2 separate regions of the Mus musculus genome follow, and region 2 is linked to region 1. The links are chromatin loops, found by intact Hi-C in ENCODE. Cell type or tissue: heart. All regions are shown on one strand. Each heading gives the region's core, and the rest is flanking DNA. Links, peaks and the distances in the headings are about the cores only.

Region 1 (15,693 bases), core at 3,606-11,605:
CGCAAGCTTCCGGGCTCCAGGCGAAAGGGAACTTGAGGGCGCGCGCCTGGAACCCCGGCACGCACTGTCTGAGACCCGCGCAGCATTGGCGGCTGTGGGAGGAAAGGCTCATGCTTCAGGGGGGAAGCCCAAGGCCCGGGAGCCTCAGAGGAGGGAGACTTGGCAAGAGTTAACCTTCTGTCCCCAGAGCCAGTGTCTACATTAACTCTTAAGGGGGACGGCTACAGTTTATTTGAATAATCTTAGAGTTAGAGGTACCAGATGTTGCCAGGCTTGTGTTAGAGAAGCCAGGCCCTCTGCAGAGAGGTCCACATGCAAGATAAAAACACACTGAGCCCTCTCTCCTGCCTTCCTACTCAGCCAAAAGCCTGACTACTGACTGTCACACTGAATAGGTCAAACCTTAGCCAAGCCCATTCCCCTCCTCAGAGAATGAACGACCTCTGTGTAGTAACCAAGGTCACATATGCCTCAACACCCCCTTGAGTAATACAGCAAAGGTTTCATGTTAACCAAGTGTACTTCCTCCAAATGCCACTTTCCCACCGCTCCCATGGGCTCTGGTCTCAGACCTGTGCAGAGGAGCTGGGGAGCAGCGTGTTCCGGGGCAGTGTGTATGGTGGGTATGAATGATTTGCAAGACTTTTTAAAAGGACAGCTCCTTTATTGAAATAGAAGGGCTAGATTATTTTGCTTGAGTCAGGGGTAGGGGATGTAAGGGACATTTTAGGAAGTCCTGCATTGGGTCAGGAGTCTTCCAAGTGTATCAGGTAGGTTATTAGACTGCCAGTCACATGATTTCTAAGAAGACAGTTCTCTGGTGGGGAAACAGAAACAGAAACCTAACTGGCTTTATCGTGACTTGGCTTTTGTCTCTGTGGAGTTGAGTAGGTCCAAGCCTGATTTGGGTCATGAACATCCCCACTCCTGCAGTGCTCTAGGAGAGCTGTTCAGGGGTATGAGCAGTATTAGCATTTCTTCTCTAATCTCTGCCTCACAGTTATCTGGCTATAGCCAGGGATGCCTGACTCACTATAAAAGGGGCTGCTTTACCCCCTTCTCATTCTCTTCTCTTGCTCTCTTCCTCTCTTCCTCACTGTCCCTTCTTTCCCCATTCCTCTCCCCCCTCTCTCTCTCTATGTGCTCACAGCTGGCCTACACTCCTCTCTTTCCCCCTACCCCTTCTGTTTCTCTCTGCCTTTCTATGTCTCTACTCTCCCAATCCCCCTCCCCATGCCCTAAATAAACTTTATTCTGTACTATACGGTCCTGTGGTTGGTACCTCAGGGGAAGGGGTGCCTCAGCATGGGCTTGCAGAGGCACCTCTCCCCCCTCCCCCCCGCAACCATACAGAGCTCTATCAAACATCTGCCTGGGTTTCTTTCTTTTTATAAAACATAACAGTCACTACCCAGTTCTCATATGCACCCAAGAAAAATCAAGCTTGTTTCAAATTTAGCTCCAAATTGTGATAGTGATCTTCTCCGCAAGTTACCTGACAGTGTGTATCAGTCTGAGGTTCAGCAGCCATGGGGAAGCATCTTCGCAGGAGCCTTTTATGTGAATAATGTGTTGGTGCTTGGTGCTGGGTCCTGGCCAGTCACAAGCACTAGATCCTTCCCTTCACAGCCTCATGGCCATTTTCATATACTCTTTATCTTGTTATTTATGTGAGGTAGAGCTTTACAAATGCCAGTCCATTTTAGTTCTGAAAACCCTTGCTCTGTATCTCTATCCACCTGTGTGATCAGGCAAGACAGTGCTGAGGTCCCTCCATCTTGTGCCCTCGGTAAGGCCATTTTCAGATTTAACTAGAATCTGATCTCCTTCATGGAGAATCCATTGAAAGCTACCTTGATTTAATTCTAGAAATCAAAGGTCAGCATGTCCTAGCTAACTTACCTTAGGCTTTAGTAAAACAGCTGGTTTGTGTGAAACACCCCTCCCCACTCCCTCTCCCCCCCAACCCCACCTCCCCACTGACTAATGGATCTTGGTAGCTTCTGATAAAATCTCTCTCTCTCTCTCTCTCTCTCTCTCTCTCTCTCTCTCATTAGATATTTTCTTTATTTACATTTCAAATGCTATCCCGAAAGTTCCATGTACCTCCCCCCTGCCCTACTCCCCTACCCACTGACTCCCAACTCCTGGCCCTGGTGTTCCTCTGTACTGGGGCATATAAAGTTTGCAAGACCAAAGGGCCTCTCTTCCCAATGATGGCCGACCAGGCCATCTTCTGCTATATATGCAGCTAGAGACACGAACTCTGGGGGTACTGGTTAGTTTATATTGTTGTTTAACCTATAGGGTTGCAGATCCCTTCAACTCCTTGGGTATTTTCTCTAGCTCCTCCATTGGGGGCCCTGTGTTCCATCCAATAGCTGACTGTGAGCATCCACTTCTGTATTTGATAAAATCTCTTGCTTCAAACTCTTTACTTTTTCAAAGCTCCCTGTGCCTGAGATGCCAGGATGTAGTTTCACCCTTTAAAAACTCCATTTTCTAGACACTCAGTGCCACAGCTAGATACCCGACACTTGGGTGTTGTCCCAGATGTCTGGAATAAAGACTTTCAATTGGCTTAACACTCAGTGTGAATGTGTGAGTGGCCATCTCTGGTGAGCTTCCAATAATTTCTGTTACAGTGGCCTTGAAGACTATGAAAATTTTGAACCTGTTCACACAAAAATTCAGCTCTCACCTCAAAGGGGATAAAAGAGAGTTCATCCTGAAGCCAAATATAAATGAGGGTGATCCGGAGGAAAGCCTTCGGTTAAATCTGATAAGTTATTTCTCTGCCAGTGAAATAGGCCCATTCAAGCCAGATTTTGAAATATGTACATGCATGTTTATTGGAAAGGTTCTCTCAGGCAGGTTCACTGGCCCCAAGGACCAAGGCAAGAGAAGTTTCTGAGGGGAAGGAGAGAGAGAGAGAGAGAGAGAGAGAGAGAGAGAGCAAGAAAATTCAAAATAAGTGGAGAGCAAGACGAGAGAAAAAGAGAGAGAAAGAGAGAGAGAAAGAGAGAGGAGAGAGATAAAGGGGGGCTGAAGGAGAGGCCAAAATGTAGGGATTATATATATATATATATGTATATATATATATACATATATATATATATAGGGAAGAGCCTCTGGGGAAGGGCAGCCTAGCCTCTAGACTGGAAAGTTCTGGGTTGGGGGACAGGGTATGCCAGGTAAGGAGTGAGGGATGCTAGGAGAACCTAGAGGCCAGATCTGCTTTGTCATGTAAAATATGCACCTCAGTCCATAGTACCCAGTGTCTAAAACCAAACAACCCCAAGTTCCAGGTATCAATAAGATGAAGTTTTTATAGTAACAACAAAGGAAGTCCTCAATTGAGGTACTTTTCAAGCACACTAGTGAAAACGTCAGGTAAAGGGGTTACAGCGAATTCAGGACACCTCTGCTATAGGCTCCAGGTGGCATCTGATGACTCACGGGCTTCTGGTAGGAGGAAGCTAGGGTGTTAAAATGCAGTCCTAAAGATTCTGTTAGTCACAGGATGTTACATCAGAAGAGAAGTAGCCAAGGAATGGCCATTAAGGGTGGTAAATAAATCCTAAAATAAATTACAATAACCCTGAACCTGCAACATTGTAACCACTGCACAGTCTCAGCCGTTCTGTTCTATTACCAGCTTTGGAGATGATTCAGTGCAAGGTGAGGCTCCTTTGCTGCAACTTTCCTTTGAAGTCCCCACCTCCATTTCCTGGTAAACATCTGGATTGCCATTACTTAAGGCCATTACTAATGCGCTAGGCTACCTGGGCACAGGGATTATGGCCATGCGTCCTCCTGTTTGAACAGTAAGTGCTCTTCCTCAGGAGCCACTTCCCCAGCCCAGGCTGGGCTCACACTCATGTTCTTCCTGCTCGCCTGTCCCCAGCGCTGGGACTGCAGGTCAGCACAACCACAGCCGCTTAAGGCTTTTTTCCTAAGTCCGGGGTCTCTGTTATTGCTTGGATTCTGGTGTAAGACACCATCACCACATCTAAGTCCTTGGTGTTTTCCTGCTTTGTAACAACTGTAGTTTTGTAACTGAATACGGTGGGTTTGCACCATAGAAACTGCTTATGTATGCCAGGAAAAGAGAAAATGAGAGTCCCAAAGATCATCTTTATAATCAAAGCTGGAGGATAAGGGAGAGACTTAGACTTTGGAAGCTGAGCTCTGTGTCAGGGCAGAAGGAGGCCCAGTCTCAATGCAGAGGGGAGCGCCCCTAGAGGCCGAATGTAGATGACAACCATCAAGGTTATGATCTGGATGACTGAAGACAGGTGATTTGGGCTGGTTGTATGTGGTTTCCTTAGAAGGGCATTATCTGAAACAAACAAGTACAAAGACTGAAAATTAAGCATCTCCTCCCGCTCTTTGTGTGCATGTGTTTCCATAGACTTTAGAATAGGTAGGGGAAATAATGATAAGGATGAGGTATGAATAAAACTACGATGAGCCTAATTTTAGTACCAGTGCTGGGCTAAGACTTCTAAAGTCTGACCCAGATCACTCTATTTTATCCATATTTAATTAAGCACAGCACACATTTGGAAGAAGTATTCAGCTAATGATCAACTCAGCCCTGTGAGTACAACAAAGCTTAAGACATGTTTACATTGAATATCTTTACTTCAACTTAGATCTTAGCTTCATCCATAAGATGGTTTCTTGTTGATTTAGAAACAATGCTCAAGATAAAGATCTAGGAAGAGAGTGGATTGAGGTGTAAGGGTTGGCCTGGCCCAAAGATTAGATACTCACTTAGGCTGTTGGAAAATACAAATGATATCTCACACAAGGATGAATTTTATAAGCTAGAGGCAATGATTAAGGTTTAATGGCCTGGGAAAAGTAAAACATAAATACTTGAAGATGCAGGCCAAGCCTGGCTCATCAGACAGAAAAAGATCACCAGGTTGTGATCTACATGAACTATATGGAGTCCTGGCATTCCAGGAGAGGTAAGCCAAAAGCCCCTCACAGGAAATGGTTTCCACCTCTGGACTAAAAGAATCTGACAGGGCAGCCCCTACCCACCATTGATTGCTCATCTCCTGGGCTTCCCCACCACAAGCAAGTGCTCCTTGGAAGTGCACTGTGCTGATGTGGCTTGATGATGCTTCTTCACACGCATGAGGCCCTGGATTCCTATCCACCAATGGGGGTGTGAAGGGAGATGGTTACATAAAGAAGGCACAGTGCAACCATTGCTCACCAGGCAGAGAACAGAAGTCTAAACCAGCCACAACACAAACTGTGGGTTCAGCAAGAGCCTTTGCTTCTGCAGATGAAACAGTGCTCTTTATGTCCCTCTCTCTTTCCCCAGTATCAGCCCTTTCGGAAGCCCACCCAAACCAAGAGGTACACTGTTGGGCTGTGGGTGTAGGGGAAGAGGTGGGAGGGAGAGAGCCCATGTCCAGCCAGAGTTCCTGTGCTCTGGGCAGGTGGACGCGGGATGACTGCCTGAAGCTTTAGACTTGGCTCTGAAGTCACTGACCCCACACGGCGGGGGTTGGGGGGTGGACAGGGGCAGCCCCCATAATAGGAGCCTCATGGCAACACTCTTGGCCCCAGAGATACAGGAGGGAGGGCAGAGGGAGAGAGGTCCCATGCAGGCGAGAGTCTTAAGTCTGGTTTGTGGCTGGAGCACAGTAAGGTCTTCTGATGGGAGATTAGGCACTGCTCATTAGGAGAAAGCCTATACCATCGTCCAAGCACAGTGGGCCTTGATGAACAGAAGACAGTCTATGGTTTTAGAGCTTGATTGTAGAAAGGCAGGGGGGAAAGAGAGAGAGAGGAGAGGTAGAAAGAGAGGGGGAAAAGGAGAGAGAGAAGAAAGGCTAGAGTAAGAGGGAGAGTAAGGAAAGTAAAAGCTTAAGAGACAAGGAGGGGCCAAGCAGCCCCTTTTATAGTGGGCTGTTATCTTGTTGTTGCTAGGTAACTGGGGAGGAGTCTAGCCTGAAGGCAAGCAGCTTGGGACATTATGTGGGGTTCTACTTCTCAACTCAACTGGAGACCAGACCGTCTGTGCATAGTCCATTGACCCACAGTCCACCACTCTGAGCTGGCTAACATGGGAGAGGTAATGTGGGTGGCTGAAAGGGCAGAGATGTGAACTGGCAGGCAGGACTTGGCAGACTCAGTGTAGCAAAAGAAAAATGGAGAACTTGGCTGGGAGAACAAAGGGTTTATTGGACTCAACAGGGGGACATTCAGGATACATGTGGGAACATTGCAGGACCCCAGATACTTATGTGTGGATGGTGATAGCATAATACCTTGGAATTCTGCCTCTTCACTGTGCTGGCTGTGTGCCTCCAGGGTCATGAGCAGCAATCCACAACAAAATGACATTCTAGGAAGTACAGACTTGAAAGCCCTAGAGAGGATTAGAGCACCTACCTACCCAGCAGGGGCTATAAAGGCAAAACATGGTATTTCACACACTACTCCCACCTTGGAGCTTCTATAACTCATAATTCATCACTAGAGGGCTCCAGGAAGAATTGTTGCACATGAGGATAAAAGGACAAGGGTGGAGGTCATTGGGAGGACCATCAGAGCAAGGTCTGCAGGAGGACTGAGCTCAGGCTGAACAGAAGCACCCCTGCCATGGTCCAGGTGCTGCCTCCATTGGGAACTGCTACATTGCAGAGGTCTTCCTGGCAACAGGAAGTCTTCACGTTGACCTTAGTACCCAGGATCTCCATACTTTCAATATTAGGAGGGCAGATGGGTAAGCAAAGATTGTTCTTTACTTTCCTTGTTTGAGAATCTGCAAGAAATCAGGGAGTGACTCACTTCTTATGCAGGGACAACAGAGCTTCCCAAACTCTGGCCCACCCAGCATAGTTGGCAAATCCTAGGTCCTGGTGAAAGATCTTGTCTCAGTAAACGAGTTGGAGACATGACTCAGCAGTTAACAGTACTTGTTGCTCTTACAGAAGCCCAGGGTTTGGTTCTGAGACACACAACCATTCCTAATTCCAGTTTCTGGAGATCCAAGGCTCATTTGCATAAAACAGCAAGCAATGCCTGAGGATCAGTAGTTAAGGATGTCCTCTGACCTTTGTATACATTACATCACATATGTTCATACATGTGTACCCACATTTATGGACACACACACATGCACACACCACAAAGACACAGCCCAGTGTAAGATCGCCCAGTGGCACAGCAGAAAGGGCAACCAGCATCTCAGACTCTTTCAGTTCTCCAGGCAATTATTTCCTAGGAGACAGGACACAGGCAGGATATGCTCAGGGAAGGGAAACTGGATAGCAGGGTGGGGCTGCTCCTGCCTTGTATATCTGAGGATATGCCTAGAAACCAAAGAAACTTTGGAGGATCTGATATGTACTAATATCTCTTTTTATCAACATTCCTAAGTCATTCCAGATTCCTTCATTATATGCAAAGACTCACTAGATGCTTCCAGCTCTCCTAGTCTGTCAGTGAGCCAGTGAGACCATAGACCTAAAGTATAGGCAGGATCATCACGTGACTACACTGGCAACAAAATGGGATGATAAACACTGTGAATGCCAATGGGCAGCCCTGCTTGATGATCACATCCCAGCACATCCCTGGACCCCAACAGCCCCCACTTTGCAAGAGTTCTCCTCCAACACAAGGAAAGCTCTACTTGGGGGGAGGGGAACCATGGTCCACAACAAGTGCCCAGACTCGACATTTTCTCCAAAGCCACCCTCAGCCATCTTTATATAGGCCACAAAGAACTTACCCACAATAACTGCTGCCTCCTGAGTAACACAGACTCCATCAGGGTAGGGGCAGGTAATTGATGGGCAAGAAGTCTCAAATGGGACTCCATAGCACTGGTAACACTCCAGTCCCTGAGCTGAGAGACAAGCCAATACATGAGGGCTAGTACATGCAATTCCTAGCCCAGACCCCTCCTCTCCAATGTCTTTACTTGCACACAGCTGCTGGCTGCTAGGTCAGAGCAAGGACATTACTGTTCAGTCAAGAGTGAACCAAGAACCACTGTTGTTTAAAGATGCCTGGTACTGCTGTCTCAGCTACACAGCCCCACAGGAGACATGTGCACCCCAAGAGATATTAAAGAGACAGCCACCATATTGGGAAGATATAGATACCAAATGTCCGCTGAAGCAGTGAGTGGGTGTGTAAGTAGATGCTGGGGCCACCAAATAGAGAGGGCTCTTCTGACCTGTCCTACCCTACACCTGCAGAGCTGGCCCCTGGGTATTGGAGCATGACAAAGCACAGAACTTCCCAGAGTCAGCTTAAAGCTGAGGCTCACCATGAGGCTTCCTGCAATACACATGTAACTACAAGTATAGGCGTATCTTAGAGCTCAGAATTTCTTAGAGTACAGAAGGCATAGCATTTGGGTCTCATGTGGCATGGGCTGGGACATAAGGAAAAGTCAAAGTCCAGGCAATAAGGATTCCAAATCCATTGACTTGGCATCTGGGGAGAAAAAGAAGGCTCTTCCAGTTTGTGTGCACACAGGCCAGTGTCCTGATTGGGAGGCCAGTGCAGAAGGGTAGAGTCTAAGGACAGGCTGCTCTGGTGGCCAGGTTCTGTGGCAGAGATACTGAGCTCCACGTGTCCTTTTGGTATGTGGTGATGGTTGCAAGGCAGGTTCTGACAGGTTTACAGACCCAGTAAAGCACCCCACCACAGAAGGCTTCACCCACCACAAGCCCATTCCCAATCCCATGACCCCAGCACATCTCGGGTACTGGGCACACAATGGAAGTGTAGGTGTACCCACAACCCTGAGGCCCTTTTCCATCTCCATTGTATCCTTCTGCCCCTCTCTCATTTTCTACCTCACCTCTTTCTGCACACAGTAGGGCCACAAGAAGAATCAGCAAACAGGACTTTGTAGTGTGAGAAGTGTCCATCCTCAGAGAAGGGCTGCACAGATAAAACCTTGGAAGTTGGAGCCAATTAATAGACCCCCAATCACATCCCTGGGCTCTCACAGAGCTCAGGCATCCGATCTTCCCTCCCTCCAACCCTCCACACAGCTTTCCCTGAGGAATACATGTCTGCCTACTTCTCTCACCCACCACCCACCCAGCTCTTCCTTCCTAATCCCACACTCCCAACCCCAGCCCTATCCTGAGGGCTCTTCCCTTTGTCACCTAGCAGCTCCCTCCTCACACCAGTCCTTACTTCCTCTCAGACAAGGTTGCAGGCACAGTGGCAAGTTCTGTCAGATGTGGACTGAAGTACTTTAATTTCCTTCAGCTCCTCCCAGCTGGCATCCTGAAGAGGGAGGGGTTTCAGTACTTAACCTTTTCCAGGCCATCATGTTTATTGGTTAAGAGGTAGCAAGATTTGTTTGTGACCTGATCAAGCCAGATTTATAGCAGTTGGGGAGGAACCATGGTGCAGGAGAACTGAGAGGGCCGAGGGCCAGAGGCCACAGTTGACTTGTGCTTGCCAATTAGAAAGCAAGGGAAGAAGTCAAGTTGCTCAGCCCTTTACTAGTTTTTGTTTTGTTTAGCTTCGTGTTTTTTGTTTGTTTATTTTGGGTTTTTTTTTGACTTTTTTTTTTTTTTTTGAGACAAAGTTTCTCTGTGTAGCTTTGGCTGTCCTAGGACTTGCTCAGTAGAACAGGCTGGCTCCAACACACAGCTATCAAAGGGGTGCACAACAGCCGCTGATACTTCTGCCTCCACTACCTGGCTTTTTTCTGTGTCTAAATAGAAGGTATGGTTTGCAGTGGCTCAGAGCCAATGGCCCTCCTTCCTATAAGCAGGAAAACAATTTACAAATACTTAAAGACTGGCTCTGGTGAGCAAGCCCCCAGTAGGCTCTTGCATCCACAAAGTGAGAGTCCTGAGGCAAGAACTAACTGGCAACTGGGATGGAAGTTACCAAGCAGTGTCTGATGTGTTTGGGGATGTATGGGGCTGTGTGTGCTGGACAGAGGTAGAGACCTGAGCTGGAAATCATCCTGAGATGATACCACAGCAAATGAACAGCTGTGCTCACAGGACAACTGAGTCCCAAAATGGACCACAGCATCAGTGAAGCTGAGCGCACCCCACTTAAGCAGGGAAGGCTGCTTACACTCCATGGCCTCTGCCCGAGCACCACTAAAAACCCCTTCCTTCTTACCCTATAATATATCATATAAGCAAACAGTTTGCCTCCAACACCGCATAACCCAGCACAGTGGTAAGAGGAAGAGAGCAAGCAAGAAATGTTGTCTCTCTAATTCTGTCACATGCTGTGCTCGGTATTGGCTCATGCATGAAGAAGTGTATGTGAAAGAAAGAGCAGGAGACAGCAAGCCTCTGCAAACAAAGAAAAAGCGGCAAGGAAAGATCCAAGTGATAAACCCTGCCAATGTCACCACCCAATGAGGTTATGAGGCTTTTTTTCCCCCAGAGGATGGGTGAGGTCACTTACAGGAATATGCATAAATTCTGAGCAGCTTAGTCACCACCAAATCTCACCCCATCATAAAAGCAGTACACGGAGTCCCTCTTTCAGTAAATCCTCTGTATCCTCTATATTCTAGTATCTTCTGAGACCACTTGTGCTTGGCGGAGAACAGGAGGGAGTCATGGCTGGAACCCCAGGTGACAGTCCTCCCTTCTGAGTATAGAGAGTTCTGCCCATTATCACAGACCTATTGCTGTTTTGCTCTTCTGACTCTATTTATTGCCAGGGCTCCTGGGCCAACATTATCCCTACTCCAGGATGACAACGGGGCCATCACCTTCTCTTTGGAGGGAAAGGCCATATAACCACAGTGCCGTGCACTGTTTCTCTAAAAGTCTTAAACTAGGAATTCTCATGAGTCCTCCAGTTTCCACCCAGCCCCATTGTTGGGGAGCTAGCTTCCCTTAGTGGTGGACTCCTGCCCATTCTACTGACAGACCACTCACATTAACTCTTCTGGGAGAGGGCTACAGTGTACTTGAGTAATCTTAGAGTTAGAGGTACCAGATGTTGCCAGGCTTGTGCTAGAGAAGCCAGGCCCTCTGCAGAGAAGTCTTCATGCAAGACAAAAACACACCCAGCCCTCTCTCCTGCCTTCCAGTTCACCTTGAAGCCTGACTATTCTCACACTCAATAGGTCAAACCTTAGCCAAGCCCATGCCCCTATTCAGAGAATGAATGACCTGTGTTAACTAGCCAGGGTCACATATTTTTTCCTCACTACCAAGAGTCATAAAGCACAGGTTTCATTTTAACTAAGTGTACTTCCTCCCAATGCCACTTGCCCCTCCCCCATGCGCTGTGGTCTTGGGATGCAGAGCAGCTGGGAGCAGGGTGTTGCAGGGATGGTAGGCATAAATGATTCAAAAGACTGTGTTGGAGGTTACCTCCTTTATTGAAATAAAGGGGCTAGATTATATAGCTTGAATCAGGGGCAGGGAGGAAAAGGGTAATTTAGAAAGGGCCACATTGGGTCAGGGGTCTTCCAAGTGTATCAGGTAGGTTATCAGACTGCCAGTCACATGATTTTTAAGCAGAGAGTTCTCTGGTGGGGAAACAGAAACCTAACTGGCTTTATCGTGACTTGGCTTTTGTCTCTGTGGAGTTGAGTAGGCCCAAGCCTGATTTGGGTCCTGAACATCCCCACTCCTGCAGTGCTCTAGGAGAGCTGTCCAGGGGTATAGGCAGTATTAGCATTTCTTCTAGGCTCTGCCCTGTAGTTATCTAGCAACATCCCGGGATGCCTGACTCACTGTAAAATGGGCTGCTTGGGCCCTCCTCACTGTCTTCTTTTGCTTTTTTCCTTTCTTCCTCCCTGTTCCTTTTCTCCCCATTCTCTTTTCCCTCTCTCTCCACATGGCCTCTACCCCCCCCCCCCCACTTTCTCTATCTCCACTAAGGACAACAAATCCCCTCCCCATGCCCTAAGTAAAAGCTATTCTATACTCTACACATCATATGTCTGTTACCTCAGGGGAAAGGAATGCCTCAGCATGGGCCTCAGTGGCACCCCCTTCCCCCTCATCATAGCTGCCTCCACCAAACACATTCCGGGCTTCTTTTCATTTTCTAAGCACAACAGTCAATGCTCTACTGTCCCTCATCTGTCTTGGGAACACACAAGAATGGGGCTGTGTCATACGTGTTAGCCTAGTCTCTAGGAATAGCTTGTCATTGTACCAGGAAGTTCATTGTACCAGGAAGTGTTTTTTTTTTGTGACTTATATGTATGTTGTTTTTTGAGAAACTGTATAATACATAGGGTGAGAAAGAGGGGGGCTCCGATGGCTTTCCATCAAGGACAAGAGCCAGGCAATGAGGGGGTTGGAGTACCAGAAAGCATGATTATCGAAGGCATATTGGGACCTCAAATTGTCACAGAGTTCGTGAAGGGCCTTAATATTTTGTTCAACTGTCGTACCAGGGAAATGTCAGTGATCCCCCAAGAAAACAGACAGAAGCAGATCTGATGCAACTCACAACAGAGTCTTTATTCTCTCCGAGCTAGCCCAGGCCACCCCCATCTCACCACTGTCATGCAGGATGGTTTTGGTGGTGGCAGAGCCCCAAATATCTATGGGGCAAGGCTATAAAGTAAGCAGGGAGTACATGTGCAAGCATTGAATTGGAAAGCTACTGTGGCCTTTAACATAACTGGCTGGTGCTGGGGATCATATCATAAACTCAGTTTCTGCTCCCCTCTGCATTGGTGGTCATTAGGTGGGGGGTGGGCTTGTAACCTGGGGGTGCAGGTCTGTTGGGGGAATAACTTGGAGACACTTGCCTTGTTAAGGGTGTAACCTGGAAAAGCAGGTTTTGTTGGAGATTAGCCTAGAGACTGGAGCTAGGCTTGAGCTTTGTTGTGGACAACTTGGAAACTAATGCTAGGTACCAGCCTGTTAGTTTACCTGAGCTCAACCTTAGATCAGGTCCTCTAAAATAGAGTTTGACCTTAAAAGATTTGGCCTCCAGCAACCAATCCTGATTCATTACATAAAAAAACATCCCTCCCCAGGGGTGACCCAAGATCTGATCCTGCCCCTCCTCTTCCTTCCCCTCCCCTCCCCTCCAGTTCCTCTGTCAGGAGGTCTGAAGTGTTCTGATCTAAGATATGGATATCATAAAGTCACACCATGTGACAGATCTCACAATAGAGTTTGACTGGGGAGGTTGGCGGATCCCTGGGGCAGGCGGTGAAGATGCCTGACTGCTAACACCAAACCTTTCTATTTTGTAGTACAAGTCCAGCAAAGGTGGTCAATTGTACCTGGAGAATAATTATAACAGCAACACAGAGGTATGAAGGCCCTCAATAAATGGGAATCTCCTGTAAGTTTTGGTTAAAAGATAGACCCGGGTCTGAGGAGGAACCATGCAAGGTAGCGTTAGAATATTCCACTGCGAAGGGGGGGATGCAGAAAGGAGACACTAAAGAAACATGGAGAGGCATTGGAGTGGTGCTCTCTGAGAGTTGCTTGGCTTATGGGCAATGCTCTACCATCCTTCATTTGGCTTGGGATTCCCTCCATCCCCAAAACAAAACAAAACAAAACAAAACAAAACAAAACAAAACAAAACCCTTAAGACTACAAAGGCACTTTGTCTGAGAAGACCAAAACTTGTAACTTGTTGCTGTGCTGCCTGCTGGCATTAAGGAATCTCTTGCCTGAAGGAGGATTCTACTCAGTTCCTCTGGCTATGTCAACCTCCCCTCCCCTCTTTAAATATTAGAAATGATATTGGCAGGCTAAGAAGCCTCTAGGGATACCCCCACTCTTTTGATCAATTCTGGACCACACCGTCTGTTTCCCTGGCAATACCCTAATTTTCCAAAAGGAAAAAGACTAACCTGGTCCGCAGGTTAGTCAATGGGGTCTGCAAGGGAGAGAATGGGGATGGAGGGGCAAGAGACATGAAGAATGGAGATGAGACAAGCTATCTGATCAAGTCTCAAGTCTTGTTTATTGGAAGGCAACTATGGGTATATATGCACACACTGGGACGTGCATCTGGAGATACTTAACCACAAGTCCAGGATGTATAGGAGAAAAATAAGATGTTTTCAGAGTGTGTTCAGTTGTGATGGGCTGCTTGCAAAAACACCATGCTAGGAAAGCAAGTCTATCGACACAGTGAAAAAGTACCAACCTGTAAGTAAATAGCCTGAGATGGCTGCAGAGATGATAGCTGCTTTCTGCTAGGAGTTGTCTACCAACAGTTGCCTATCCTTAAAATTTAAAATACCAAGTACAGGAAGGAGGGCAGGGGTAAGGGCTTTGCATAGGCCCACCTTAGGAAAGCTGTTTCTTCAGGTGAAGCAGAGCTTCTTATTATGTGTATGTAACCTCTCTCCCACTACCTCTTGTTTTTTCAAGACAGGTTTTCTCAGTGTAGTCCTGGCTATTTTGGAACTTGCTCTATAGACCAGGCTAGCCAGTGCTCTTCCCCCTAAGAGTTAGTAGTCTAACATCCCAGGGAAGGAAGGACAGAAACAGAGAAATAAGCCCAGGCATGTGTATGTGTTTGCTCAGGTCGATTTCTCACTTTATGTTCATTGCCTCCTTCAGTGAGGAGAAGGAGGGGTTTCAGAGAGCTGTTTTATTGCAGGTGAGCTTAAGCAAGCAGACACACCATATAGTGTTAGGGTCTGAGAATCACTGAAGGAAGACCCCAGACTCAAATAGGATGCAAAGGCAAAGAGTGTTTCTTCTGTAGAAATTACAAGCATGTGGGGGTCAACTATTCATAAAAATGGTTGAAAATGTAGCTGTTATATAGTGCTTAGATAAAGCTTGACAAAATGTTTTCCTTATTGTTCTTTGATTTTGTTTTGGGAAATCTTTGATACAGGGTCTCACTGTCCTAGAACTCATTCCGTATACCAGGCTACCTTTGAATTTACAGAGATCTAATACCTGCCTGTGCCTCTGGAGTGCTGGGATTAAAGGCCTATGTGACTGCACCTAGACAAATTTGTGATTTCTGACTCTCCATTTTGATAACTTTCCTCCCTACTCCTGCTCCTTCTTCTTTATCTGAAAACTGCCACACACTTTGGTCGAGTCAGCTTGACAGGCCGAGAGGCCTGGAAGCCACTCACGAGCCAGAGAGTTTCACGGAAACTCACCTCCTGGAGTCTGGCATTCTCTCTAACCCATACATTCATATTCCATTCCCGAATTAGTCTGTGAATGGATCCACGTGCTCTCTTTTAGTATTATCCTATTATAAGTGCCTTTTAAGATTGAATTCTGACATAGCTAAGCCATCACCAGTGTTCCAACATCCTAGAAAGTCCTTGAGCAGACCTTGGGCTTGGAATTCAGTAAGAATGTTGCCTATTCAGTGACATTCAGAATTGCCTCTGGTATTACACTATCACTTTGAATAAAAGCTAAGTCACTGCCCTACACAGGAATTTACTATTATCTAGGAAGAAGGAAGTTTGAGACCTAAGGAGGAACCAGAGTAGATACTTAGAACTATAGACACTTATTTACAATGGCCTAGGGGGAAGGTGGACTATACAATAGACTAAAATAGGAACTATGGCAAGGGCACGAAGCCCTTGACCCTGGCTTCTAAGATTAAGTGGATCTTAGGTGGAGCTCTTTTTTATCCCAGTTGTTAACAATGAATTCTATCCCAGGTTCCTGTGTTTGCATTCCTCTGTTTTGTGTAAGGATCCAGTAACCTCTTTGTACCTTGCAAGTGTGTCAC
Region 2 (15,693 bases), core at 4,154-12,153, 57 kb after region 1:
GCCATGGTCCAGGTGCTACCTGCAGTGGGAACTGCTGCATTGCAGAGGTCTTCGCTGCAACAGGAAGTCCTCTCCCTGATGTTAGGATCCCTGATTGGCACACCAGCAGGGCAGAAAGAAAGGCACTGACGGGTCTTTAGTTTCCTTCTTTGAGAGTCTGCAAGAAATCAGGGAGTGACTCACTTCTTATGCAGGGGCCACAGAGCATCCCCATATCTGGGCAACATGCCACTAGGCCTGGATGTCCCAGAGTTGTCTGTAAGGCATGTTGAAGTCAGACTTGCAATCCTAGAACTTGGAAGACCGAGGCAGGAGCATTTTTATGAGTTCAATCCCAAACTGGGCTACATGGGGACTTGTAGTCTATCCTGAGGTTAGAGTGAGACCCTGTTTCAAATAACAAACAAGATGAAAATCAAAACTGTGGTCTGGTAAGGAGGCTTGGTGGATCAACTGCTTGTGTGCACAAGCATGAAAACCCCAGTTCCCATCACTAGAGTGCATCAAAACATAGGCATGGGTAGTAGCCTAATTGTATCTCTGTGCTTAGGAGACAAAGATGGAGATTCCTTAGGTAAGGTCATAGGTAGACCAGCTCAACCTGCAAGTTTGGGGTTCAGTGTGAGAAGTATCCTCAGTAAGTAAAATAGTTGTCACAGAAGATACCCATCAACTTCTGGGTCCCATACACTGTACCTCCCCAGTGCATGTATATCCACACATGTGTCCACAGGTGTTCTTACACACAATGTGCTGGGGAAGCAGCTCAGTCAGTAAAGTGCTGGCCACATGGAAGCCTAAGGACCCAAGTTCAATCCCCAGCAACCACGTAAAGAGCCAGCCAATCATGGGAGTGCTGGTCATGATCTCTATGCTGGGGCAGGGAATCAGGAGGTCCTGAGAACTCTCTGCTAACTCCCTCCTGTCCACCCCCAGCACACTTTGCAAATCCTAGGTCTCAGTGAAAGATCTTTTCTCAATAAACAAGGTGGTTGGGACTGGAGACATGACTCAGCAATTAAAAGCGCTTGCTGCTCTTACAAAAGCCCACGGTTTGGGCTCCATACTGCACAGAGTGATTTAATTACATTCATCCCTAATTCCAGTTCCAAGAGAACCAAAACTCATTTTCATAAAACAAGTAGACAGTGCCTAAAGAATGGTACTTAAGGATGTTCTCCTAGCTTTACATACATTACATTACATAAGTCATGCATGAGTACCCACACTTATAGAAATACACACACACACACACACACACACACACACACACACAGGACACAGCACAGTACAAGATCACCCAGTGGCACAGCAGAAAGGGCAACCAGCCTCTCAGACTCTTGCAGTGCCCCAGGCAGTTATATCGAGGAGACCTTCTCTAGGAGGCAGGCAGGCTGTGGTCAGGAACAGGAAACTGGAAAACAGGGAGGGGCTGTTCCTGTCTTGTCTATCTGAGCATATGCCTGGAAACTGGCACTTTGGAGGATCTGATATGTCCTAAGGTCTACTTTATATCAACATTCCTAAGTCATTCCTTTAGCCTAAACTCCAGATTCCTTCATTATATGCAAAGACTCACTAGATGCTTCCAGCTCTCCTGGTTTGTCAGTGAGCCAGTGAGACCCTAGACCTAAAGTACAGGCAGGAGCATCACGTGACTGCACTGGTAACCAAGGGAGATGATGAACACTGTGCATGGCAATGGGCAGCCCTGTTTGATGATCCACATCCCAGCACATCCATGAACCCCAAAAGCCCCCACTTTTCAGGAGTCCCACTACAACTCCAGAAAAAGCTCTATTTGGAGTAGGGGAACCCTGGTCCATAACAAGTACCCAGACATGACGTTTTCTCCAAAGCCTTCCTCAGCCTTTTTTATATAGGTCACAGGGAACTTACCCTCAATCAATTCTATGTTTTGAGCAATGCAGAATCCATCAGAGGCGCGGCAGGTAACTGCTGGGCAGGAAGTCTCAATTGGCACTCCATAGCACTCGTAGCACTGCAGTCCCTGAGCTGAGAGAGAAGTAAATACATGAGAGCTAGGACATGCAATTCCTAGCCCAGACATTCCTCTCCAATGTCTTTATTTGCACACAGCTGCTGGCCACTAGGTCAAAGCAAGGACATTACTGCACAGTCACCTCCACCAAAACAAAAGTGAACCAAGAGCCACCATTGTTCAAATATGCTCGGTACTGCTGTCCTAGCTAGCCAGCTCCATAGGAGACACGTGCACCCCAAGAGATATTAGAGAGAAAGTCACCATATTGGGAAGACATAGATATCAAATGTCTGCCGAAGCAGTGAGTGGGTGTGTAAGTAGGTAGTGCTGCCACCAGATGGGGAGGCCTCTTCTGACCTGTCCTACCCTACACGTGCAGAGGTGGACCCTGTGTATTGGAGCATGACAGAGCACTGAACTTCCCAGGGTGCAGCTCAAACTGAGGCTCACCATAAGGCTTCCTGCAACACAGATGTAACTAGAAGTCTAGGGGTATCTGAGAGCTGAGACCTCTTAGAGTAGCACCCAGCTCTCATACAAAATGGGCTGGGGCATAAGAAAAAGGCAAATGCCAACCAAGAATCAAGGATTGCAAACCACTTGACTTGGCTGCCAGGTTAGGAAGAGAAGCCTCTGCCAGTTTAAGCGCACATGGGCCAGAGTCCTGACTGGGAGGCCAGGGCAGCAGGGTAGAGTCTAAGGACAGGCTGCTCTGGTGGCCAAGGTTTGTGGCATAGGTAGTTTGTTCCAAGAGTCCTTCTGGCATATTTTGTTTGTTGCAAGGCAGGCACTGGCAGGTTTACAGACCCAGTAAAGCATCCCAGTACAGGAGGCTTCACCCACCACAAGACCATTCCCAATCCCATGACCCCAGCACATCTCGGGTACTGGGCACACAATGGAAGTGTAGGTGTACCCACAACCCTGAGGCCCTTTTCCATCTCCATTGTACCCTCCTGCCCCTCTCTCATTTTCTACCTCACCTCTTTCTGCACACAGTAGGGCCACAAGAAGAATGAGCACACAGGACTTTGTAGTGTGAGAAGTGTCCATCCTCAGAGAAGGGCTGCACAGATAAAACCTTGGAAGTTGGAGCCAGTTAATAGACCCCAATCACATCCCTGGGCTCTCACAGGGCTCAGGCATCCAATCTTCCCTCCCTCCAACCCTCCACACAGCTTTCCCTGAGGAATACATGTCTGCCTACTTCTCTCACCCACCACCCACCCAGCTCTTCCTTCCTAATCCCACACTCCCAACCCCAGCCCTATCCTGAGGGCTCTTCCCTTTGTCACCTAGCAGCTCCCTCCTCACACCAGTCCTTACTTCCTCTCAGACAAGGTTGCAGGCACAGTGGCAAGTTCTGTCAGATGTGGACTGAAGTACTTTAATTTCCTTCAGCTCCTCCCAGCTGGCATCCTGAAGAGGGAGGGGTTTCAGTACTTAACCTTTTCCAGGCCATCATGTTTATTGGTTAAGAGGTAGCAAGATTTGTTTGTGACCTGATCAAGCCAGATTTATAGCAGTTGGGGAGGAACCATGGTGCAGGAGAACTGAGAGGGCCGAGGGCCAGAGGCCACAGTTGACTTGTGCTTGCCAACTAGAAAGCAAGGGAAGAAGTCAAGTTGCTCAGCCCTTTCCTAGTATTGTTTTGTTTAGCTTCATGTTTTTTGTTTGTTTATTTTGGGGTTTTTTTTTGCCTTTTTTTTTTTTTTATACAAAGTTTCTCTGTGTAGCTTTGGCTGTCCTAGGACTTGATCAGTAGACCAGGCTGGCTCCAACACACAGCAATCAAAGGGGTGCACAACAGCCGCTGATACTTCTGCCTCCACTACCTGGCTTTTTTCTGTTTCTAAATAGAAGGTATGGTTTGCAGTGGCTCAGAGCCAATGGCCCTCCTTCCTATAAGCAGGCAAACAATTTACAAATACCTAAAGACTGGCTCTGGTGAGCAAGCCCCCAGTAGGCTCTTGCATCCACAAAGTGAGATTCCTGAGGCAAGAACTAACTGGCAACTGGGATGGAAGTTACCAAGCAGTGTCTGATGTGTTTGGGGATGTATGGGGCTGTGGGTGCTGGACAGAGGTAGAGGCCTAAGCTGGAAATCATCCTGAGATGATACCACAGCAAATGAACAGCTGTGCTCACAGGACAACTGAGTCCCAAAATGGACCACAGCATCAGTGAAGCTGAGCGCACCCCACTTAAGCAGGGAAGGCTGCTTACACTCCATGGCCTCTGCCCGAGCACCACTAAAAACCCCTTCCTTCTTACCCTATAATATATCATATAAGCAAACAGTTTGCCTCCAACACCGCATAACCCAGCACAGTGGTAGGAGGAAGAGAGCAAGCAAGAAATGTTGTCTCTCTAATTCTGTCACATGCTGTGCTTGGTATTGGCTCATGCATGAAGAAGTGTATGTGAAAGAAAGAGCAGGAGACAGCAAGCCTCTGCAAACAAAGAAAAAGCGGCAAGGAAAGATCCAAGTGATAATCCCTGCCAATGTCACCACCCAATGAGGTTATGAGGCTTTTTTTTCCCCAGAGGATGGGTGAGGTCACTTACAGGAATATGCATAAATTCTGAGCAGCTTAGTCACCACCAAATCTCACCCCATCATAAAAGCAGTACACGGAGTCCCTCTTTCAGTAAATCCTCTGTATCCTCTATATTCTAGTATCTTCTGAGAGCACTTGTGCTTGGAGGAAAACAGGAGGGAGTCATGGCTGGAACCCCAGGTGACAGTATTCCCTTCTGAGTATAGAGAGTTCTGCCCATTATCACAGACCTGTTGCTGTTTTGCTCTTCTGACTCTATTTATTGCCAGGGCTCCTGGGCCAACATTATCCCTACTCCAGGATGACAACGGGGCCATCACCTTCTCTTTGGAGGCAAAGGCCATATAACCACAGTGCCGTGCACTGTTTCTCTAAAAGTCTTAAACTAGGAATTCTCATGAGTCCTCCAGTTTCCACCCAGCCCCATTGTTGGGGAGCTAGCTTCCCTTAGTGGTGGACTACTGCCCATTCTACTGACAGACCACTCACATTAACTCTTCTGGGAGAGGGCTACAGTGTACTTGAGTAATCTTAGAGTTAGAGGTACCAGATGTTTCCAGGCTTGTGCTAGAGAAGCCAGGCCCTCTGCAGAGAAGTCTTCATGCAAGACAAAAACACACCCAGCCCTCTCTCCTGCCTTCCAGTTCACCTTGAAGCCTGACTATTCTCACACTCAATAGGTCAAACCTTAGCCAAGCCCATGCCCCTATTCAGAGAATGAATGACCTGTGTTAACTAGCCAGGGTCACATATTTTTTCCTCACTACCAAGAGTCATGAAGCAAATGTTTCATGTTAACTAAGTGTACTTCCTCCCAATGCCACTTGCCCCTCCCCCATGCGCTGTGGTCTTGGGATGCAGAGCAGCTGGGAGCAGGGTGTTGCAGGGATGGTAGGCATAAATGATTCAAAAGACTGTGTTGGAGGTTACCTCCTTTATTGAAATAAAGGGGCTAGATTATATAGCTTGAATCAGGGGCAGGGAGGAAAAGGGTAATTTAGAAAGGGCCACATTGGGTCAGGGGTCTTCCAAGTGTATCAGTTAGGTTATCAGACTGCCAGTCACATGATTTTTAAGCAGAGAGTTCTCTGGTGGGGAAACAGAAACCTAACTGGCTTTATCGTGACTTGGCTTTTGTCTCTGTGGAGTTGAGTAGGCCCAAGCCTGATTTGGGTCCTGAACATCCCCACTCCTGCAGTGCTCTAGGAGAGCTGTCCAGGGGTATAGGCAGTATTAGCATTTCTTCTAGGCTCTGCCCTGTAGTTACCTAGCAACATCCCGGGATGCCTGACTCACTGTAAAATGGGCTGCTTGGGCCCTCCTCACTGTCTTCTCTTGCTTTTTTTCCTTTCTTCCCCCGTGTTCCTTTTCTCCCCATTCTCTTTTCCCTCTCTCTCCACATGGCCTCTATCCCCCCCCCCCACCTTTCTCTATCTCCACTAAGGACCACAAATCCCCTCCCCATGCCCTAAGTAAACACTATTCTATACTCTACACATCATATGTCTGTTACCTCAGGGGAAAGGAATGCCTCAGCATGGGCCTCAGTGGCACCCCCTTCCCCCTCATCATAGCTGCCTCCACCAAACACATTCCGGGCTTTTTTTCATTTTCTAAGCACAACAGTCAATGCTCTACTGTCCCTCATCTGTCTTGGGAACACACAAGAATGAGGCTGTGTCATAAGTGTTAGACTAGTCTCTAGGAATAGCTTGTCATTGTACCAGGAAGTGTTTTTTTGTGACTTATATGTACGTTGTTTTTTGAGAAACTCTATAATACATAGGGTGAGAAAGAGGGGGGCTCCGATGGCTTCCCATCAAGGACAAGAGCCAGGCAATGAGGGGGTTGGAGTACCAGAAAGCATGATTATCGAAGGCATATTGGGACCTCAAATTGTCACAGAGTTCGTGAAGGGCCTTAATATTTTGTTCAACTGTCGTACCAGGGAAATGTCAGTGATCCCCCAAGAAAACAGACAGAAGCAGATCTGATGCAACTCACAACAGAGTCTTTACTCTCTCAGAGCTAGCCCAGGCCACCCCCATCTCACCACTGTCATGCAGGATGGTTTTGGTGGTGGCAGAGCCCCAAATATCTATGGGGCAAGGCTATAAAGTAAGCAGGGAGTACATGTGCAAGCATCGAATTGGAAAGCTACTGTGGCCTTTAACATAACTGGCTGGTGCTGGGGGTCATATCATAAACTCAGTTTCTCCTCCCCTCTGCATTGGTGGTCATTAGGTGGGGGGTGGGCTTGTAACCTGGGGGTGCAGGTCTGTTGGGGGAATAACTTGGAGACACTTGCCTTGTTAAGGGTGTCACCTGGAAAAGCAGGTTTTGTTGGAGATTAGCCTAGAGACTGGAGCTAGGCTTGAGCTTTGTTGTGGACAACTTGGAAACTAATGCTAGGTACCAGCCTGTTAGTTTACTTGAGCTCAACCTTAGATCAGGTTCTCTAAAATCTAGTTTGACCTTAAAAGATTTGGCCTCCAGCAACCAATCCTGATTCATTACATAAAAACAACATCCCTCCCCAGGGGTGACCCAAGATCTGTTCCTGCCCCTCCTCTTCCTTCCCCTCCCCTCCCCTCCAGTTCCTCTGTCAGAAGGTCTGAAGTGTTCTGATCTAAGATATAGATATCATAAAGTCACACCATGTGGCAGATCTCACATGAGAGGTTGACTGGGGAGGTTGGCGGATCCCTGGGGCAGGCGGTGAAGATGCCTGACTGCTAACACCAAACCTTTCTATTTTGTAGTACAAGTCCAGCAAAGGTGGTCAATTGTACCTGGAGAATAATTATAACAGCAACACAGAGGTATGAAGGCCCTCAATAAGTGGGAGTCTCCTGTAAGTTTTGGTTAAAAGAGTGACCCGGGTCTGAGGAGGAACCATGCAAGGTAGCGTTAGAATATTCCACTGCGAAGGGTGGGATGCAGAAAGGGACACTAAAGAAACATGGAGAGGCATTGGAGTGGTGCTCTCTGAGAGTTGCTTGTCTTATGGGCAATTCTCTGCCATCCTTTATTTGGCTTGGGATTCCCTCCACCCCCAAAACAAAACAAAACCCTTAAGACTACAAAGGCACTTTGTCTGAGAAGACCAAAACTTGTAACTTGTTGCTGTGCTGCCTGCTGGCATTAAGGAATCCCTTGCCTGAAGGAAAATTCTACTCAGTTCCTCTAGCTATGTCATCCCCCCTCCCCTCTTTAAATATTAGAAATGATTAGCAGGCTAAGAAGCCTCTAGGGATACCCCCAATCTTTTGATCAGTTCTGGACCACACCTTCTGTTTCCCTGGCAATACCCTAATTTTCCAAAAGGAAAAAGACTAACCTGGTCCTCAGTTTAGTCAATGGAGTCTGCAAGGGAGAGAATTGGGATGGAAGGGCAAGAGACATGAAGAATGGAGATGAGACAGGCTATATGATCAAGTCTCAAGTCTTGTTTATTGGAAGGCAACTATGGGTATATAAGCACACACTGGGACGTGCATCTGGAGATACTTAACCACAAGTCCAGGATGTATAGGAGAAAAATAAGATGTTTTCAGAGTGTGTTCAGTTGTGATAGGCTGCTTGCAAAAACACCATGCTAGGAAAGCAAGTCTCTCGACACAGTGGAAAAGTACCAACCTGTAAGTAAATAGCCTGAGATGGCTGCAGAGATGATAGCTTCTTTCTGCTAGGAGTTGTCTCCCAACAGTTGCCCATCCTTAAAATTTAAAATACCAAGTACAGGAGCCAATTCATTAATGTTCCAAGTGTCCAAATGACTTTTACTAATATCTGAAATTTCTGCCTTTAACTGTTCCAAGTCATGAGAAATATCAGTATCTCTCCATACTCCCTGCAAATGAGCTTTAGTCTTTTACCAATTAATGGTTGTATTATAAGGTAAGGGGGTAACACAAATGTATTGGAAAGAAGCATGGCATTTAGTAATTAACCTGGTCTTAATATTTGCAATATCTTGCCCTATTGCCAGCACTATTTCTTCTAGGGTGTTAATCTTTGCTTCCAATATTTTTATCTATATAATATGTTGCTCTGACAAAGCTATGAAAATATTCCTGTTGGGAGCTATTAAGGCGACGCTATTGTCCTGATCTCTGAATTGGGCCTCTCCCCCCGAGAAGAAAAGGGGGTCAAAAGCGGGCCACCAGATGCACTGCTCTGAGAAAGTCAGCGCCCCAAAAGAAAAATTTCTGCTGCCCCATCCCTCCTGCTGAGAAGTACTTCCTCTCTTTCTGCTGCCCCATCCTTCCTGCTGAGGTACATTTCCTCTGCCCCATTCCTCCTGCTGAAAGGCACTTCCCCTTTTTCTTGTGCATTTAAACCTCGGGCCTGGCTAATACATTTGGGGCTCTGATGCATTCCAGAATGTTTTCCATGTCGTTATTCGCACAAGGCCCTCGTCTTTCTCTACCCCCCCCCCCCCAATTTGGTTATTAGGAGACCCCCTGGAGACCCTCGAATAACTGGACCTGCTGGAGGGGTCATATTCCTATTCTTATCATTAACAAAATGAGCAGTGTGCAGCTGCTGAACTAAGGCTGCGTAGATACCTTTTCAAAGTTTGCATTCCCAGATTTTTAAACCAAGGATCATTTCCTAACTCTAATAGGCAGCAAAACATAAGCAGGTCTCTTTAACAAAATCATAACAGCAGACTCCTTATCTAAATTAGGATTTACACAATTAGTTAATTGACAAGAATTACAATGAATATGAAAAGACTTGCCAAGATTGGTGATCTTAACTTTTAAAATTATCTAACAATATAGCATACAGGTAAGGTACACAATTTTTACAGCTATAGGGGAGTTGGCCTGAATGGCCAAAAACAGTGTCTCTGATGAAAGCATCTTGTACATTCTCTGTATCTGTTTTCAGACACCCCAGAAGAGGGCATCAGATCTTATTACAGATGGTTGTGAGTCACCATCTGGTTGCTAAGATTTGAACTCGGGACCTTCAGAAGAGCAGTCAGCATTCTTAACCACTGAGCCATCTCTCCAGTCCAAACACAAAAATCTTTAAGCAACTTCTTATGAACACCTCTCAGTTTCCAGGCTGAATAGCCTACAGGTTCCATAACATCCCTGAGTAGTACCACTCACCTGATATTGAAGGAAGATGAAATATTGTAACTTAAGAGCCCACGCCCTGGCCTGGGACTGAGAACAAAGCAGAACAGCCCCCAGGCATGCCAGGGCAGGGCTGTTGTTAAGTCCCTCTGCCATGCAGGACAGGGGAGTTCGACCCTGAGTGGTGACAGTAGGGGGCTTTTAACAGCTAGCTGAGGAATTGGGAGGAGTTGGGAGGAGAGTTGGCTAGAGTTCCTTTCTGGTGAGGGGCTGGGGGGGGGCGGGGGGGGAGTGAGCTGCAGCCTCCTCTCTGGTGTCTATCTCTATGTCCTTGTAGGTCTTCCTACAATTATCTCATCTCTGGCTGTAAGGCACAGAAACAAAAGGCTTTTTGCTGGCTATAGAGAACAAAGCTTCTTTCTGGCTGTATTTTTAGAGATCAGGGAAAACAAGCTTGGAGAACGTCCAGTGCTTAGTCGGGGTCTCACAGGACCACATAATTGGAGGAGGAAATGAGAAACCACCTGACTCCATTTTGGAGACAGGAAACGTTTACAGTGTATTGTTAAAAATAAGTCTGGGGGCTGGAGAGATGGCTCAGTGGTTAAGAGCACTGACTGCTCTTCTGGAGGTCCTCAGTTCAAATCCCAGCAACCACATGGTGGCTCACAACCATCTGTAATGAAATTGGATGCCCTCTTCTGGTGTATCTGAAGACAGCTACAGTGTACTTACATATAATAAATGAATAAATAAATAAACAAGAAAGACTTTAAAAAAAATAAGTCTGGCTCTGTTTCCTGGATCCTGATCGGCCCCACCCCATGACAATAACTTGTTTTGGTCACCTTTTGTCACCTCCCTGAATTATGGGATGACTTGACTGTTTTCTTGTTTGTTTGTTTTGTGTTTTTTTCTTTGGTGATTGACCTTACTGCTCCACTGTCTTATATAAACTTTGCAATGAGTCTGGAGTTTATTCCTAAAACTTTCAGCTAGTCAGGTAGCACACACTTTTAATCTCAGCAGTCAGGAGGCACAGACAGGCAGATCTTTGTGAGTTTAAGGCCAATCTGATCTATAGAGTGAGTTTCAGGACAGCCAGAGCTATACAGGGAAACCCTGTCTAAGAAAAAAAAGAGGGATAGGGTGGCCCTCCATTGTAAGTAGAGGGTAATGAAAGACAGATGATTAATGGAGTTTTGACTGATGTCCGACTCACAGTAGGTCCAGTAGTTCCGAGAACACATCCTGTGGCCATTTCCCCAGTTCCAGAAAGTATAAGTGGAATAGATATACTTAAAAATTGGCAGAATTCTCACATTGGGTCCCTGACCTGTGGAGTAAGGGCTATTATGTTTGGAAAGACTAAATGGATGCCTTCAGAGTTGCCTCTACCAAAGAAAATAGTGATCAAAACGAGCATGGTATTCCTGGAGGAATTGCAGAAATTAGTGCCATTATCAAGGACTTGAAAGATGTTCCCACCACATCTCGGTTTAACTCTCCTATCTGGCCAGAGCATTAGACGTGTATTATGGAGAATGGCAGTTGACTATAGAAAATCAGGTAGTAACTACAATTGCATCTGCTGTACCAGATGTAGTTTCATTACTTGAGCAAATTAACACATCTCCTGGTACCTGGTATACATCTATTGATCTAGCAAATGCCTTCTTCACAGGACCTGTCCCTAAGGACCATGAGAAGCAATTTGCTTTCAGTTGGCAAGACCAGCAGTTATACCTTTATAGTTTAGCCTCAAGGATATAGTAACTCTCCTGCCCTGTGTCATAATTTAGAAGGGATCATGACCCTTTGTGTCCTCCACAAAATATTGCATTGGTACACTATATTGATGACATTATGCTGATTGGCCCAAGTGAGCAGGAAGTAGCAACCACTTTGGACTCACTGGTAACACATATGCATATCAGAGGATGGGAAATAAATCCAACCAAAATTCAAGGGCCATCTACCTCAGTGAAATTTTCAGGAGTCTAGTGGTGTGGAACATGCAGAGATGTTCTTTCTAAGGTGAAAGATGATTTATTGCACCTGGCCCCTCGCACCACCAAGAAAGAAGCACAACATTTCATGGGTCTATTTGGATTCTGGATACAGGACATCTCTCACTTGGGTGTGTTGCTCAAGCCCATTTATCATGTGACTCAGAAAGCTGCTAGCTTTGTATGGGGCCTGGATCAGGAGAAGGCTCTCCAACAGGTCCAGGCTGCTGTGCAGGCTTCTCTACCACTTGGAGCATATGACCCAGCACACTGGATGGTACTTGAGGTGTCAGTGGCAGATAGCAATGCTGTTTGGAGCCTCTGGCAGGCCCCTGTAGGTGAATCACAGAAGAGACCTTTGGGATTTTGGAGCAAAGCTCTACCATCATCTGCAGACAACTGTTCTCCCTTTGAAAAACAGCTCTTGGCCTGTATTGGGCCTTAGGGGAAACTGAATGTTTGACAATAGGACACCAAGTTACCATGAGACCTGAACTACCCATCATGAGCTGGGTGCTATCAGACCCTCCAAGTCATAAAGTAAGACATGCACAGTAGCAGTCTATTATCAAATGAAAGTGGCATGTGCATGATTGGGCCCGAGCAGGTCCTGAAGGCACAAGCATATTACATGAAGAAGTTGCTCCAATGCCTATTGTTTCTTCTACCCCTGTTACAATGCCATCTGCTATCAAGCATGTGCCTATAGCCTCATGGGGTGTTCCCTACAATCTGCTGACTGAGGAAGTGAATACTAGGACCTGGTTTACTGATGGCTCTGCATGTTATGCAGGCTCCACCCTGAAGTGGACAGCTGCAGCATTACAACCCCATTCCAGAACAACCCTGAAAGATACAGGTGAAGGAAAATCTTCACAGTGGGCAGAACTTTGGAAGGTACACATGGTATTACAGGTTGGTTGGAAGAAGAAATGGATAGATGTGCAATTGTTCACTGACTCATGGGCTGTAGCCAATGGATTGGCTGGATGATCAGGGGTTTGTAAAGATCACCATTGGAAAATTGGTGAGAAAGACATTTGGGGAAGAAGTATGTGGATAGATCTCACCAAATGGACAAAAGATGTGAAGATATTTGTTTCCCATGTAAATACTCACAAAAAGGTGACTTCAGCTGATGTGGAGTTCAATAATCAAGTGGACAGTTAGGCTCTTTCTCCAGCCATCCCTGTCATTGCTCGATGAGCACATGAACAAAGTGCCCATGGTGGCTGAGATGGAAGTTGTACTTGGGCTCAACAACATGGACTTCCACTGACCAAGGCTGACCTGGCTACAGCTTCTGCTGCCAGAAGTTTCCAGATCTGCCAACAGCAGAGACCAACATGGAGCCCCAGATATGGCACTATTCCTTGAGGTGACCTGCCAGCAACATGGTGGCAGGTTAACTACATCGGACCACTTCCTCCAGGAAAAGCCAATGTTTTGCTCTTACTGGGGTAGATACTTATTGTGGATATGGATTTGCCTTTCCTACAAATAATGCCTCTGACAAGACCACGATCCGTGGACTCACAGAACGCTCATACACCATCATGGTATTCAACACAGTATTGCTTCTGACCAAGGAACTCATTTCACAGACAGAGAAGTATGACAGTGGGTGTTTGATCACGGAATCCATGGTCTTACTATTTTCCCCATCATCTGTAAGCTACTGGTCTAATCAATTATGTAGCAGCACCATGGAGGGCTGGGGCAGAGTTCTTCAGAAAGCAGTATATGGTTTGAATCAGCATCATATGATACACTTCTCCTACAGCCAGGATCCATGGGTGTAGGAATCTAGGGGTGGAGAAGGGAATAGTTCAACTCACTATCTCTCCTAGTGATGCTCTAGGAAAATTTTTGCTTCCTGACCCCACAATTCTAGGTTCTGCTGGCCTAGATTTTTGTTTCCAGAGAGGGGAGTGCTCCTACCAGAAACCACAATAAACATGCCATTGAAATGGACGCCCTGGTCATTTTGGGCTTCTAATGCCATTAAACCAACAGGCTAAGAAAGGAATAACAGTGTTAGGAGGAGTAGTAGATCCAGATTACCATGGGGAAATTGGATTGTCTCTCTAGCAATGGATGTAAGCAGGATTATGTCTGGAGTGCACGAGATCCCTTAGGGCTTCTCTTAGTTCCATCATATCCTGTGATTAAAGTCAATGGAAAACTACAACAGCCCAATCCAAGCAGGATGACAAAGGATGCAGACCCATCAGGAATGAAGGCATGTGTCAATCCTCCAGGAAAAGAGCCTAAGCCTGCTGAGATGCTTGCTGAGGGTGGAGGAAATACAGAATGGGTTGTAGAGGAAGGTAGTTATAAATAACAGCTAAGTCCATGTAACAATTGGCAAAAATGAGGATTATAAAGTAATATGAATGTTTCTCTTTTATTTTGTTAAGAACACATTTGTCTTTCTCCAATTTCTGTGAAGTCAATTGGTATTTAAGTTGAGATACAAAAAAATGTTCCTAAGGGACATTGGCCCATTTAAATTTAAAAATGCATTTGGGATTATAGAGGGGATAGTTGTATCATGTTAGGCATATTCATGACCTTCTTATTGTTTCAAGTGGACATGAGACATTCTTTATGTCAAGTTGAGAAGGGATGGATTGTAGTGGCTATTCCTGGTTGTCAACTTGACGATATCTGGAATGCACTACCATCCTGAATTGGAAGGCTCTTCTATGACCCTGATCTTGACGCTGGGACATGCAAGTTTCTGACCTGAATCTTGGCATGGAGATCTTGAGGCATAGTGGCTATGAATCCCAGGAGACTAAAGCAAGGAGGTCTCTGAGTTCAAGGTCATCTGGGACAAAGCAAGGCCCAGATCTAGGCATTGTGGCACATACCTTTAATCTGGGCCACACCTTCTGCTGGAGTCTAACATAAGGACATTGGAAGAAGGAAGATTTTCTCGTTTGTCTGTTTGCCTTGTGGCACTGAATAATTGCTAGATCTTTGGACTTTCTTTCACAGGTTCTACTGACCATTGTTGGGGAGTTAGACTACAAACTGTAAGTCATTAACAACTTTCCTTACTATATAGAGACCACCCATAAGTTCTGTGATGCTAGAGAACCCTGACTAATTACAGGGGTTCAGTCCAGTATCATCAAGGTGGGAACATGACATCATCCAGACAGATGTGATGTTAGAGAAGTTTAGAGTTCCACCTCTTATTCTGAAGGCACCTAGAAGAAGACTGCCTTCCAGGGAGCTAATAAGAGGGTCTTAAACCCCACGTACACAGTGACACATCTACTGTAACAAGGCCATACCTCCTAACGGTACAACTCCCTGGGCCAAGCATATAAAAACCAGTACAAACAACAATACACAACTGAAGAAAGTTTAAAGCAGCTTTTCAACCTTCAAAATTTGCAGCCACATGTGTTGAAACCCTGAGCCCTAGCACCTAGCCTGGATTGTCACAGGGCTATTAACTAAGATAAAATGAGGCATTTAAAGAAGATCATTCCCAACTCAATTGATCTATGAATAGAGGAGATCAGGGCATGGAGATGTGCAGAGCTAACCACCTGAAGACTGGAGGAGAAGATGCCACCTGCTGGCCAAGCAGAGGAACTACCTCTGTCCACAAGGCTCTCAGGCTCTTACCTCCAACCCTCTGTAAGCCAGTCTGGCCTTGAACTTGAAGTCCTTTAGTACTGGGATCATAGGTGTGTTCTCCATGCCCTGCTCTCCACACCCTCTATTAAAGGATTTACCTGGAAAAGCAGAATGTTCCATCAGTAAGGTCCTGTAATAATAGGAAGAGCTAAGGGAGAAAGTCAGCCAAAATACAGGATATGAGGTCAACACACAAAGCCAGGGATTTTTTGTTTTTTATAGACTACCAAGGAAGAGCAAGAAGAAGTGAAGAGAACACTTCTTTTTACAATAACCTAGAGAAGAAGCAAACACCTAGGCATATGTTTAAACAAAGTGGCACAAGCTTAGGATATTAAAAGCAATGAAGTGAAATAAATGAAGGAAGG

What was found. Peaks named below come from ENCODE experiments on the same cell type or tissue, not always from the same donor. Only the 100,000 strongest peaks of a DNase experiment are listed, where the experiment ranks them.
Region 2: a loop joins it to region 1, with 4 times the contacts of the local background. A loop is called at or near these places in 16 of 42 quality-filtered maps.

The regions. Positions count from the first base shown.
Region 1 is chr15:74,988,687-75,004,379 of GRCm38, forward strand. Ly6a (lymphocyte antigen 6 complex, locus A) reads right to left here and starts at 9,345. Exons shown (of 4, transcript NM_001271419.1): 1 at 9,193-9,345; 2 at 8,849-8,931; 3 at 7,766-7,882; 4 at 6,191-6,793. The coding sequence starts at 8,918. The coding sequence ends at 6,576. It overlaps Gm28068 (a long non-coding RNA gene), which reads left to right. Exons shown (of 3, transcript XR_875428.1): 2 at 13,211-13,270. It overlaps Gm41348 (a long non-coding RNA gene), which reads right to left and starts at 5,761. Exons shown (of 2, transcript XR_875429.2): 1 at 5,056-5,761; 2 at 3,312-4,342. It also overlaps the pseudogene Gm8000. In heart, for the core only: a CTCF peak has its summit at 4,249; DNase peaks (open chromatin) are centred at 4,255 and 7,185.
Region 2 is chr15:75,045,454-75,061,146 of GRCm38, forward strand. Ly6c1 (lymphocyte antigen 6 complex, locus C1) reads right to left here and starts at 3,384. Exons shown (of 4, transcript NM_010741.3): 1 at 3,332-3,384; 2 at 2,989-3,071; 3 at 1,900-2,016; 4 at 1-157. The coding sequence starts at 3,058. In heart, for the core only: a CTCF peak has its summit at 10,364 (motif pointing left); DNase peaks (open chromatin) are centred at 4,518 and 7,178.